Regions from separate parts of the Homo sapiens genome. Here region 2 is linked to region 1. A link is a contact called in ENCODE Hi-C or POLR2A ChIA-PET data. All regions are on one chromosome and are shown on one strand. The core of a region is the stretch at or near the end of the contact, and the rest is flanking DNA. Distances in the headings are between cores, read along the strand shown. Region 1 holds the start of FOXC1 (forkhead box C1). Region 2 overlaps GMDS (GDP-mannose 4,6-dehydratase).

Evidence for each region. A loop is a pair of places that touch in the nucleus more often than their neighbours do. ChIA-PET counts read pairs that join two places held with the same protein, here RNA polymerase II (POLR2A). Pooled maps may share reads with other maps.
Region 2: a loop to region 1 is called in a pooled map, with 6 times the contacts of the local background. The contact joins the enhancer-like site here to the promoter of FOXC1 in region 1. A Hi-C loop is called at or near these places in 4 of 168 maps with a recorded cell type or tissue (endothelial cell of umbilical vein, esophagus squamous epithelium, posterior cingulate gyrus and 1 more) and 3 of 50 pooled maps. POLR2A ChIA-PET finds 5 or more read pairs at or near these places in 3 of 52 experiments (MCF 10A, PC-9 and activated T-cell).

What each region holds. Positions count from the first base shown.
Region 1 is chr6:1,604,732-1,611,196 of GRCh38, forward strand. FOXC1 (forkhead box C1) reads left to right here and starts at 5,184. Exons shown (of 1, transcript NM_001453.3): 1 at 5,184-6,465. The coding sequence starts at 5,715. It overlaps FOXCUT (FOXC1 upstream transcript), which reads left to right and starts at 800. Exons shown (of 2, transcript NR_125804.1): 1 at 800-1,068; 2 at 1,285-2,627. RefSeq lists silencers at 1-58, 4,992-5,611 and enhancers at 1,360-1,860, 1,861-2,361, 2,719-3,228, 5,942-6,041.
Region 2 is chr6:2,123,909-2,130,693 of GRCh38, forward strand. GMDS (GDP-mannose 4,6-dehydratase) reads right to left here. Exons shown (of 11, transcript NM_001500.4): 2 at 779-823. Among named protein-coding and RNA genes, the nearest start is that of GMDS, 120 kb to the right of the region's middle. Within about 2 kb of position 3,708, at least 18 of the 41 ENCODE cell types and tissues checked have a DNase peak (open chromatin) inside an H3K27ac peak, as active enhancers do; they include endothelial cell of umbilical vein and right lobe of liver, where a contact is called at or near this core.

The sequences.
Region 1 (6,465 bases), core at 3,934-6,433:
GAGCAGACGGACCACCAGGTCACCGGCGCGCGCTGCCAGGCGCCGACCCACTCGCGAGGACCAGCGGTTCCCGGAGGCGTCGGCCCTCAGGTCCTCGGGGGAGGCCGGCTGCACCGAGCCGGGTGTCGGCCTTGTCCCTGTCCTGAGAGGTGCAAACACCGGCCCCGGCCCAGGCCCCCGGGGCTCCTGCCCAGAAGGCTCAGAGCTGGGGGCCGACCGCGCCTTACCCGCAGGAGGCCCGGCGGTGCGTCCGCGTTGGTGCCACTCCCCGGCCGGGGTGAGGGACGTCGGAAGGAAGGTCCCAGGGCGCAGGGTTCCGCGAAGGGAGCACTCGGAAGGAAGGCTGGCTGCGGCCCCGGCGCCTGGGTCCGCTGCGGCGCCGGGCCGGAGACCTGGGAACAGCCAGCCACCTGCAAGGTTGCAGCCCACCTCACCCCGCCGGCGGCTCCGGGGCTGTCTGTGGGTCTGTCTCACGGGGCAAAGCCTTTCTTCCCACACCCACAGCCAAGGCGCGTCCGTGCAGGGGCACACGCCTTCTGCTCCAGCCCCAGGAAGGCGCTTTCGCCCTGCAGTCCTCCGACGGCCGGCTCCCGCCGCACCGCGCACCCTGGCTCCGGCAGACTCTGGGGCCTGGGGACTCGCCCACCCTGCGCGGCGCGCCCCCCACATGAGCCGAGGTTGGGAGGCTGCGGGGCCTCTGTCCTCCCAGGCCGTGGAGTGCGGCGGCCGCTCTGAGTCCGCTGGGGACCTGGATGGAGAGAAACTGGGGCTCGTTCGCGCACACATGCACCATTTGTTCTTTCCGATCATCTATCCCTTTACGAATTTTATTTTTATTCCGGATTGTTAATGCAAGACGACAGTTTGAATCTCCATTTACCTCTGCCTGAACACAAGAAGCCCTGAGTCTTTTGAAGCCGGGCACCAAAGTTAAAGATTCACTTCCCGCATTCCCCATGGCCCCCTCTTGCAGCTTAGCTCGGCTCTGAGCCCCCGAAACGCCCTTCGAGGCGGGGGCTTTCCTGCCAAGGGGCGATAGGTGGGCCATCCCGAGGCGGGAACGATCAGGTAGGTGTTGGCTGGCTTTCTCCTGGGTGAGTAGTTAGGGGAACCGCCCCTCCAGGGGACTTAGATGACATTAAATTATCCCATCACACAAACTTCCCGTGGAGGTCTGCCCCCAGGAGGGCAACTATCGGATTAATCCAACCATGTAGACAGGCAATATGGATCACTTTGTCTTTAAAACAATCGAAAACCAAACGCTCTTTTCGTTTATTGTAGAAATTTTTCTACTAAGGACGGGGCTGAATTGGAGGGACTGTGCTGACAAATCCTCTACTTGAAAATCCCCCAGCTAAGGAGTATCTGCCCAAGGTCGCGGCCACCCAGATGTTCGGTCCCCACTCCTTCCTCCGCTGAAAAGTCGCACCGATGACTAACGTTGCCTGCCGGCCTGGTGGTTTGAAAACGAATGCCGGGCATTGATGCAAGGATATCCTCCCCTACCCCTGGGATTCTGGTCTAAGCAAAGGAGGCCGAATGGAGAACTAAGACAATTATCTAAGTAATCTAAAAAGCTCAAAGACATCCCCAAGCGGACCTTGCTCCAGTGGTCTGTGATGGCAGCCTAGTGGACAGTTTTCTAGTGGCCCTCTGGGGTTAATTGCCTTAATCTTCCACTCTGTCTGCCCCAGCAAAGGGAAAGATGCTAAAGCAGCTGTGGACTTGCAGCCTCCCTCCTGTGTGTGCAGAGCCCCCAGGAATCACTGCCCCAGTGCAGCAGGAGAAGCGCCTTCCCTCATGCCCTAAGCCTGCCTTTTCTGTTGTCCCCCAGCTCCTGGGCCAGGTGGAGCCCCCCCTGAAGCTGGTTTCTACCTGCCCTCGCCTCCCCACTGCAGCCCACAGTTCGGCTTTCAGGGCTGAACCCAGAGCCCAGAGGATGGAGAAGCCAGAAAGCGGGGAGGTAAGGGAGAGGGCGTCTAGGCACACCACAGAGGTGATTGGGCTGTGACGGGGACAATCCGCACAACACGAGCTAAGCTCACACCCCTAGGGAGTGATTTTTCCGGACTGCCCCCATCCCAATCTCCACCTCCTCTGCTTTACTTGAAAAAGAAAAAGAAAAAAGAGAGCTCCTTCTGGCTCCTGGTGACCCATATTTAGGACACCATCCCATCCCCCAGCACACACATTCCTACAGTGTCACCTGGTCCCCAATCCGAGCATTTCCTGGAGTGCTCGCCACATTCCCCTTCCTGGTGCTTTTCTATGGTGGGGCCAGGGGAGGCCTTGTTTTGAACATCGCTGTGACGTCACTCCCCCTCCTCCGAGCTAAGCACCCCTCGGTGGGCCCTGGGAATTGTTGCCCGGCCTGCTGGGGAGGGGCGGAGTGTGGGCCCAGGGAGGGTTCCACCAAACATCCATTACCGCTGTCGCCTGCGGGGCCTTCAGGCTGCAAGTACGTGAGGTGTCAGAAAAGAAGCCGAAGGGTTCCCGTGGGGGCTCTTCTGCCAAATGAGTCAAGAGATGTGCGGAAGCGGATGATTGAAGTACCCCGTGGAGTAGCAGAAAGGGGCATCAAAAACTGTAACCTGAAAATAAAAGCTTTAACCTGTTCCCCAAAAGACTTCATGCCTGCGTCTTAATGTTCAAATAACACCACTAACAACAAAAATGAAATAAGAAAAGTGCTTGAAATACAATCAAGCCGCTTACTGGAGGCTTGCTTCCGAGTAAGTTTATAAAACACAAATGCAAATATCTTTTCCTGGCGAATATCCAGAGCTAAACCAGTGGAAAGTTGATCTTGATAAAACTACGTCCCTCCATTTTTTCTCGCACGCCAGACACTAATTTCACAACGGCGACTTTTATACCCAAAACGGAGAGCTGAGAACACCGCTGCAGGTCGATTTGCAATTTACATAACAAGCTGTTTACACTTCACTGGGCCGATGGAGGGAGGAGGCAGGGAAGAGCAGGAGGCGACAGGCTGGTGGGGGAGGGGGCAGCGGGGCACCATTGCCTGTTGCAAAACTCGGGGCCGAAGGCGTTTCCCGCATTCGGAAAACAAAGCATCCGTAATCGCTGCGTTCATCTCCGCGCACCGCTAGCAGTGTAAAAGGCAGCTTCAAGACCGAACTCACCACTTGCTGAGGTGTTCAGGGAGACCACTTAAATCTCCTCCAGGCTGAAGCCACAGCACTCCTTAAAGCCTCGACCAGGCGGGCTGATAAGACCTTCAGGGTGCCGGGCTGGGGGCTGAACAGGAATTAAGTGTTCAGGTCCTGGGGCTTCACCACCACCCTCGCCCCTGTCTAGTGTCCTTGGCAACCAGCAAGTGCTGAGCCTCCTGTTGGTGCTTCTCCAACCCACCAGTGACTTGGCCCGCAAACCACCTGGAAAAGGAGTCTCCAGAGACCCCGGCGCACAGCAGGCCAGGAGGCAGCTGCCCCGGGATTCAGAGCAACCTCGGGGCAACCCTCCCTCCTCCAAAGGCTAATTCTAGAAGAGGCAGGTCCTCTTTCCTTCGATGTCAATGTCCATTATGAAACAGTAATTTTTAAATATTCAGGTGACACGGAGATGCGCCTGCTACACGTCAGCGTCCTTCACATGTAACAGCCGAAGCTGCAATTTGAATTTTCCTGCCAACGTGAGGAAGCCGGGATTCGAACCGGGGAGACAAAAGGGGTCCCGAACATGTCCTTGGATTTAATAGATGGTCGGAAATCAGGGGCAGCGGAGCTGTTAAATGCGTCACGCACGCTTCTTCGCAGTCTCCTGAGCTCGCCACTTCCCCCAGCTTCTAGTGAACGACTTGGGATTCAGCCTCCGGGAGGGTCTCTCCTCAAGTCGCTAAAATGCAGAATCGCCGTGCCGGGGGAGGGAGGCCTGGCTCTTTCCCGCTCCTTCGTTTCTTTCCCTCATTTCTCTTCTTCCTGTCCCATTCCAACCACCCAGCGACGGCGAATCTCAGGCGTGTGCACAACGAGCGGGGGCCCTTCCGTGCGTGTCCCCCCAGAATCCTTGAACCGCCCTCTAGGTGCGACCCTGGACGTTCCCCCAGACACACCCGTTGTCTCTGCGAGCCGGCAGCCCCGCGCATGTGGAGATGGAGACTGGCCTGGGGAAGCGTTAAGCTCTTAGACATATTTATTTGCTTCTTGTCATCACACCTGCTAATGTCACCGAGCCCGCAGCCTGACCCCTCATCTGAGCCGAAACGGGCCTGACGGGATCAGAGGGGGCGGCGGCGCGGCGAGCCGGTGGGACCCTCGCGGGCGGGCAGGGGAGCGCGGGGCAGCAGCCGGGCTCCGGCAGCCCTCGCCGCCCGCACCCTCAGGCCGCCAAGGGCCGGCCCCCCGGGGAGGGGGGCGAGAAGCAGGGCGGCCCGCAGCGGGGCGGGCTCATCCTTCGCGGGTGAACGGCCGTCGGAAACTCCCAGCAGGGCCCCGCACCCCTTGCCTTCATTTCGGCTGGGGAGGGGTCATGGAGGGGGGCCAGATGGGCGACGAACCTTCTTCCCCACCGCGAGCAGGGCCTGGCTGTGACCGAGCCCTCAAAATCATGTCCTTTGTAGCCGAGTTCAGGACAGGAGAACCTCCAAGTGGAGAAAAGCCGGAGACGTCAGTGACCCGAGTGAGACTGGCGTTGGAGAAGGGAGGGAAGGGGCTGCGGGAGGGGAGAGGCGGCGGGGAGGAGAGGCTGGGGCAACCCCAGCGCTGGCGTCGGCGGGGCTGGCGAAGGAATGAGAGCGAGCCAGCACGAGGCGGGGCGGAGACGCCAGGGCCACTCGGGAGCCGTGGGCGAAGGAAGGGTCTGCACGGGGTCCCGGGAGGACCCAGGAAGTCTGCGCGAACGGCGGGCGTGGGTCCGGAGGGCCCGGGGTGGGAGGTCTGCCGGGCGCCGGCGGCAGGCAGGTGGACTGCGGGGGGCGAACCGACGGCGGGCCGGGCGCCGGCGCGGGCGCAGGGCCGGGGCCCGGGCCAGGGCGGCCGGCGCGCGTGTGGTCAGCCCCGCGGTCCTCCGGCCTCCGGGAGCGGGCCGGCAGGGCTCGGCCTCCGGCTCATTCGGAGGCGGTTCTCACCTCCCATTGGCTGCCGCCGCTGGCGGGGCGGGGCTCCGCTGCCCGGAAAAAAGTGTAACTGCGTAAAAAAGTCCTCGCCTGGGTGACGGATGCTCAAAAGTTCAGAAGTTTTCCCAATGCTTCCTTAAGCGGCTGGCGCGCGAGAGACCGAGAAAAGGTGACGCGGGGCCCGGGCAGGCGGCCGGCGCGCGGCCCCCCCCCCCCCCGCCCTGGTTATTTGGCCGCCTTCGCCGGCAGCTCAGGGCAGAGTCTCCTGGAAGGCGCAGGCAGTGTGGCGAGAAGGGCGCCTGCTTGTTCTTTCTTTTTGTCTGCTTTCCCCCGTTTGCGCCTGGAAGCTGCGCCGCGAGTTCCTGCAAGGCGGTCTGCCGCGGCCGGGCCCGGCCTTCTCCCCTCGCAGCGACCCCGCCTCGCGGCCGCGCGGGCCCCGAGGTAGCCCGAGGCGCCGGAGGAGCCAGCCCCAGCGAGCGCCGGGAGAGGCGGCAGCGCAGCCGGACGCACAGCGCAGCGGGCCGGCACCAGCTCGGCCGGGCCCGGACTCGGACTCGGCGGCCGGCGCGGCGCGGCCCGGCCCGAGCGAGGGTGGGGGGCGGCGGGCGGCGCGGGGCGGCGGCGAGCGGGGGCCATGCAGGCGCGCTACTCCGTGTCCAGCCCCAACTCCCTGGGAGTGGTGCCCTACCTCGGCGGCGAGCAGAGCTACTACCGCGCGGCGGCCGCGGCGGCCGGGGGCGGCTACACCGCCATGCCGGCCCCCATGAGCGTGTACTCGCACCCTGCGCACGCCGAGCAGTACCCGGGCGGCATGGCCCGCGCCTACGGGCCCTACACGCCGCAGCCGCAGCCCAAGGACATGGTGAAGCCGCCCTATAGCTACATCGCGCTCATCACCATGGCCATCCAGAACGCCCCGGACAAGAAGATCACCCTGAACGGCATCTACCAGTTCATCATGGACCGCTTCCCCTTCTACCGGGACAACAAGCAGGGCTGGCAGAACAGCATCCGCCACAACCTCTCGCTCAACGAGTGCTTCGTCAAGGTGCCGCGCGACGACAAGAAGCCGGGCAAGGGCAGCTACTGGACGCTGGACCCGGACTCCTACAACATGTTCGAGAACGGCAGCTTCCTGCGGCGGCGGCGGCGCTTCAAGAAGAAGGACGCGGTGAAGGACAAGGAGGAGAAGGACAGGCTGCACCTCAAGGAGCCGCCCCCGCCCGGCCGCCAGCCCCCGCCCGCGCCGCCGGAGCAGGCCGACGGCAACGCGCCCGGTCCGCAGCCGCCGCCCGTGCGCATCCAGGACATCAAGACCGAGAACGGTACGTGCCCCTCGCCGCCCCAGCCCCTGTCCCCGGCCGCCGCCCTGGGCAGCGGCAGCG
Region 2 (6,785 bases), core at 2,458-4,957, 520 kb after region 1:
CTGTTGTGTTTCCATTTGCCCCAATTACACATTTTTAAAACAACGTACCAACAATTAGAATAAACAGATAATCCTAAAGTATTAATGTAAACATTCATAAAACAGATCAGAGCATACGGGCCACTGTAAAGGTTTTTTTTTTTTTCTGTATAGCATGAATTTATATACATGTATATATCTGAAAAACGTTCTTTAAAAAATTAAGTTGTACATACTTAGCACATCAAAATTAATATATAAAACTATTGTTTCTTTTAAGGAAAGGAGAAATGGTGAAGACAACGACAAAAGCAGCAAACCTAAAAGTTTCAGCTCCATAAAATATATGGTTGCCTATTAGAAAGGAAAACCTCCAGGTATAAATTTTTCATTCAAGTTTGCCAACAATCAGCTTGGTTTTTATTGTTCTCTGTAATTTCTGAATTAAGTGACTTCATGGTGAGTAGGACTTTCTTATGAAACACATTACATCATAAATTAACCCGAATCATGTTACAGCTTCGCTTGCACAGGCTGCTGCGTTATCGGAGAATGTGGGAAGTGTGCACCACAGCTGAACACTGTGAGTGCAGGGGAGCCACCAGTGCTCACCAGCAGATAAACAGCACAATGGGTTGGCAGGCTCACAAGCCCAAAGACACATTCTTCCCCGGATTCTGATTTGTTATCTGCGTTTCAGTGGAAAACACACTCAGGAGGACGGCAGCAGAGGAAGCATGTGGCCGCTGCATGCGAGCAACCCCACCAGCCTGCGCCCGCTTCCCATTGAGTCACCCACCTCATAGCCTTTCTCCAGCAGGAACTCAGCCAGGTAGGAACCATCCTGGGGAGAAAGAAAAAATTGCAAAACGTCAGTCTCATAGTGGTATAGAAAGGTGGTCTAGATGAAGAGTTTTGAGAAAAGCATTTAAAAGGCTACCTAACTTAAGGACAATGGCAACCTAAAATAAAAATAACACCAATAATGTCAATAAATACCACATGGTGTTCCACTATACACAAAGCATTTTCACAAACAGTATTCATTTGAGCTCCACAGAAGACAGAGGATGAAAATGAAATCCAGGAAAGTGATATGCATCAACAGACAGCATGAAGTTCCAGAATCAGATGGATTTGGGTTTAGGTTTTGCCACTTACCAGTTGTGTGAAACATGCAGAATATGGGGGCAGAATGCCTTGGTGTCATAGCAACATAAAGCAGAAATCTTAGTAATTCTGGGGGGTCATTAAACAAGATCACTGGGGGTCAGGCACAGTTGCTCACACCTATAATCCTGGTACTTTGGGAGGTCAAGGCAGGAGGATTACTTGCATCCAAGAGTTGGAGAATAGCCTGAGCAACACAGTGAGACCTTAGCACTGTTAAAACAAAACAAAACAAAACAAAACAAAAAATTGGTGGAGATGGGGTCTCACTATGTTGCCCAGGCTGGTGTCAAACTCCTGGACACAAGTGATCTTCCCACCGTGGCCTCCCAAACTGTTGTATTACAGGTGTGAGCCACCATGCCCAGCCCAAAACATCTTTAAAAATTAGCCAGTCTTGGTGGCTCGTGCCTATGGTACCAGCTACTTGGGAAGCTGAGGTGGGAGGATCACTTGAACCTGGGAGTTCGAGGCTGGAGTAAGCCATGATTGCAAAACTGCACTCCAGCCTGGGTGGCAGAGGGAGACATTGTCTCCAGAGGGAAAGAAAAAAAAAATCACTGGGGAAGGGGATAAGATGGGAACTAGGTGGGTTGGGGATATAGAAGGGCTAGTGTGGAGAGGAAAAGACTCCATGGTAGAATAAAGAAGGCCAGGGGGATGTGGAGGAAGGTGAGTACCTTTGGAGGGCTGGCCTTTCCAGGCAATGGCCACAGCTGGCTGCTAACCCTAAAGGTTCTGGAAAATCACTGAAGGCTTGAAAAGGTTTTAAGGTGGCAGGGAGCAGGGATGGGGATCAGATTTGTATTATTATGCACACATACAAATGAACTTTTAAAAAAAGAAGATATTCTCTTTTTTTATAAAATCGTATTTCCTTTGTATTAATCTTAAATCATATAGCTAATTCCTGCCTTAAAATGAAGGTGTCTGACAAAATACAGAGATTCTCAACTGGTTCTTAATAATTATTTTTAAAATTTCTGGGTAGGGGTCTTCATTTGACCTAAAATATTTCATGTGCCACTTTTAGAGGGAAAGTATGAGAGACATATAATTAAACTATTTAATAGGTCAAAAGTTCAAAAATCACCATTCTGTAGGTGCTATAAAAAGTCACCAGCCTCTCTCAGAAAATAAATTGGTTAGACATTTTGCAGTCGATCCCATAACTGCTCCTCTGCTTTCTGCCCAACTAGAGGGTCCCCATCCATCTCATTCAGACGAAAAGATAAAAATGGGAAGCTCCAACCACTGGAAATTCGTGTCCTCAGAAGTGGTTGGGGACGTTTGGGTTTTCTTCGGTTTCTTCAATTTGAACAGGCTTTAAATATCCCTTAGAGCTTCAAAAGCTCCTACCAGATATTCCAGGGGGAAAAAAAAACAAAAAACCTTTTTCTTATTACTTGACCAAAAGCTGGAATTGGAAACACCCTATGGGTCCTGAAAATGAAAGGACTGCCAAGTGTGTGTTTACTACATTAATGCAGAAGTCATGCATAAATTCAGGCAGAATGACAAGGCAAAGCATACAAGGGACACATTCTGTGGTTCATTAAAACCTAGAGCAGATTTTCTTCTTCTTCTTCTTTTTTAAGATGGAGTCTCGCTCTTTCACCCAGGCCGGAGTGCAGTGCTGTTATCGTGGCTCACTGCAACCTCTGCCTCCGGGTTCAAGCGATTCTCGTGCCTCAGCCTCCCAAATAGCTGGGATTACAGGTGCGTGCCACCACCCCTAGCTAATATTCATATTTTTAGTAGAGACGGGTTTTCACCATGTTGGCCAGGCTGATCTGGAACTCTAGACCTCACGTGATCTGCCTGCCTGGGCCTCCCAAAGGCTGAGATTCAGGCGTTAGCCACCATGCCAGGGCTAAAATCTCCAGCAGATTTTCTTCTGACTTCTTGAGGTAAATATTCTAGTTTATAGATTCATGTGCAGAAGAGAAAATGTTTGGCATATTCTTTTTTAATCCCATTCTTACAATTCTTACCGTTTTTACATATCTAAAATATATGTCAGATAATGACACTGACCATTATCTAAGTTAGATAATGACACTGACCAATTCAGACCATGACAAGCCAAGTCGGGCTACACAACCACTGAAAATGTTATTATAGGATAATCAATATCCCTATAAATCAATCAATGAGAAAACAGCTTAATAGAAAAATATTTGCAATAAGACTAATAATTTGGCAGTAGGTTGGAAAGCCCTGTAAAGTATGAAGTTTGGACTTTGTTTTGCTATTATTGTTTTGAAGCAGGCAACACTATACTTCTAATCATTCTCTTGGAATAAAAAGTTTGAATGCTTTGTGTTCTACCATAGCTACATTAAATGTTTAAAAAAAAAAAAGCCAGAGGTAAACGTGCTAGAGATCCCTGAGGTGGCAAGAGCTGTGATTATTTAGAGAGCTGATGTGAAACAGACCTGACCAGGACTGAACCCTGTCAATAAGGTCTTGTTCTTCTCACCCAGGCTGCTTCTCAGACTTTCCAACCACACTGGAACATTCTGAACCAGTAGTGGCACCGGCTTCCTCCTCACTTCCTTGCCAGGCCTCTCGAGTGATAGGGCCTGGGCCGCACAATGAGTGGGAAACGAGCCGAGCGAGGGCTCCTGGTCCCCAGCCCAGGGGGCCCAGCTGGCCGCCCCCTCGTCCTTTCCCCAGGCCCCTGGGGGACTCCAGGAGAGACGTGGTATCTGAGCAGGCAGACGTCCGCCAAGCCAACAGGATGGTGGTTTCCGCCTCCTCTTGAAGCACAGAGCTGATAAAGAATGCTCCAATCAGACTAATGACTGAAATGTCACAGCAAATGAGAACCTACAACCACCATTAAGTTCTGACGCTTGACTCCTCTGAAACAAGGAACAAACAGACTAAATCTGTAACTCATTCAGTATGAACACAATTATTCTGGTATAAAGTCCTGCCTAGGTTCAATCCTTGTTACAGAAAACTCTTTAGTTGTAAAGATAATGTCCCAATATGACCCTTTTAAGTTTAATTTTACACGTGGGCTATTAAGGGTATCTATTTTATATTAAATGCCATACTATTTTGAGCAATCACCATGGCTTTAACATTTTCAAGACACAGAAATATTTTCCTTTTTTTTTTTTTTTGAGACAGAATTTCACTCTTGTTGCCCAGGCTGGAGTGCGATAGTGCAATCTCGGCTCACTGCAACCTCCATCTCACAGGTTCCAGTGATTCTCCTGCCTGAGCCTCCTGAGTAACTCAGATTACAGGTGCCCACCACCACACCCAGCTAATTTTTTGTATTTTTAGTAGAGACAGGTTTCACCATGTTGGCCAGGCTGTTCTCAAACCCCTGACCTCAGGTGATCCACCTGCCTCAGCCTCTCAAAGTGCTGGGATTATAGGTGTGAGCCACCCATCCTACTCTCGCAAGAACTAAGCTAGGAAGGTGGGCAGATATTTGGCATCTCGGGTAACTGAGGCACAGGGGGGTTAGCCAACTTTTCTAATATCACACTAGTTACAGACAAAGCCAGGACTAGAATCCTAGCCACCCACTGTTTTGAAGTAGAAAATAATCTCCTTCCTCCCACTCCTCTACCTGGCACCAAAACATGTCAAAACCCAACAAAATAATAAGAGACCATAAAAGATACATTTTCAAACCAAGTTGATGTAGTCATTTTCCATTACAGGGTATTTTATGGATGAAACAGTGCTTCCAGTTCTAATCAAGTGACCCAAATGCAGAGAAGTCATGTAATTTTAGAACACTCCAGAGCTCAGAGGAGGGAGAAAGGATACAGCACCTGAGATTTTCCCGGTCTGGGTTTTTGGGGGACTGGCACTGCCCATGCAGTTGTTCAGTGTTGTTTGGAGGTGGATTTAGATTGCTGGTGGTTGTAGGTCCAGCTTTGGGGCCAAAGGGCAGGGCACCAGGGTCCCATGGGGCCAGGTTTCAGTGTTCCTGACGCCTATCCTGTTCTTCCGAGGGGATGGACCCTCACTTTTCATGAAGTACTCAGAAATGTTCCAGACAGAGTTATGTAAAAATTAAAGACCAATTCCAGAAATTCACAGAATCATGTTTTGACTACAGTATGACAACTACCTAAAATTCCACAACTATGAAAAGCTGAAAGAAACACAGAAAGTTTCTGTGTTTCTCAATGACCACAGATGGCTAAAAAAAAGACTGATCTCACATCCACACATCCCCCACACACACCCCATCCCAACACCTATGTACGAGGGCAAGCCATCCTCCCGCAACACAGGAAGACTAGCATTTTTCTCCTCTCTTCCAATACAGATGAATAAGTAGCCCAGACAGACAAACGAAAAGGGAACTTTCTTACATGCAATGTGAGAACCTGGCCCCTCTGAACTGCATGCTAAATCATACTGTATGTTTCTACTTAAGCACCCTGTGGCGGCTTCTTTGAACAGGATACGGTCATGGTACTGGGCTAAAGAAACCACACCACTAATAAAACGAATCTCTTTGTTTAGATCATCTCAGGCATCAGGAAATAGAATAACCCCTTCTGCAAGAAGAGAAAGCACTCGTTTGCACTGCCTTTTTATGTTCTTTAACTCCATGTTGTCTAATTACTCCTAAGGCATCTTCCCAGCTAATCGGAATTACAATATCAAGGTAATCTGTGCCTCCAATAAGCAAAACACAAACACTTCAATGATTAACAAATGATGCTGTTTTGAATGAGAATGAAAACTTCCAATGATTTAACCACTGCTGTGAAGAATACGGAGACAGAATATAATAGAAAGGTGTTTATACCTAGGTCATGTTTGTAACACAAATCATTGGACAAAATCTCTGTCAGACTCACAAAATTCAAAAGACCATGGGGATTAATTAATCCAACCCTCTCATTTTACAGATCAGGAAATGGAGATTCAAAGCAGGTAAATGTTTATTGTACAGTCACAGTTAGGAAGTAGCAGAACCTGCAACCAAAAAATAAAAATGAAAACCAGGTCTCTGGACTCCCAGACCTCAGAATTTTGCACTAAAAAATACCGGGGAAATATCTAAAATGAAGAGGCTGGACTAATGACTACAATTGAGAACCCGGTAAAACAGACAAATGGAATTACCAAAGTGAAGAACAAAAATAGAGCCAATAATTATCAATAGAGCAATAATTAACTAATTAGTAGAAAGGAAATGAGGATACCATCAATATTTAAAACACAGAAATAACTCCCATCTCCTATAGTCTTCAAAGGTGAAAAATATTTCCCCATAAAAGCTGCTGTCACCAAAGAACCAACTTTCCCTTCCTTTGATTTACCTCCTGATACAGAGAAGCACTGCAATCCAGCAACATGATCAATAACCTCTGAATAATGAAGAATCGTTTATGTCCAGCAGCTAAGATACTCTTTACATAGCCACCCCTTCCCTCCTTTCAAGGGCAATAGCCTCGCAAACAGGTGCTCAGTGGTTGCACATACACCTCAAACCTATCAAGAAAAGAGAGCCGCTCTGTGGCCAGACACAATACCTTCTAGTATTGGGTGATGAGTGTAAGGCTAACCAAGTATCAGCATTTCAGAAAGAGGCCAGAGGCTTTCAATCATCCTTGATATTGGTCTACCATGGCACAGAATTCTCTCCC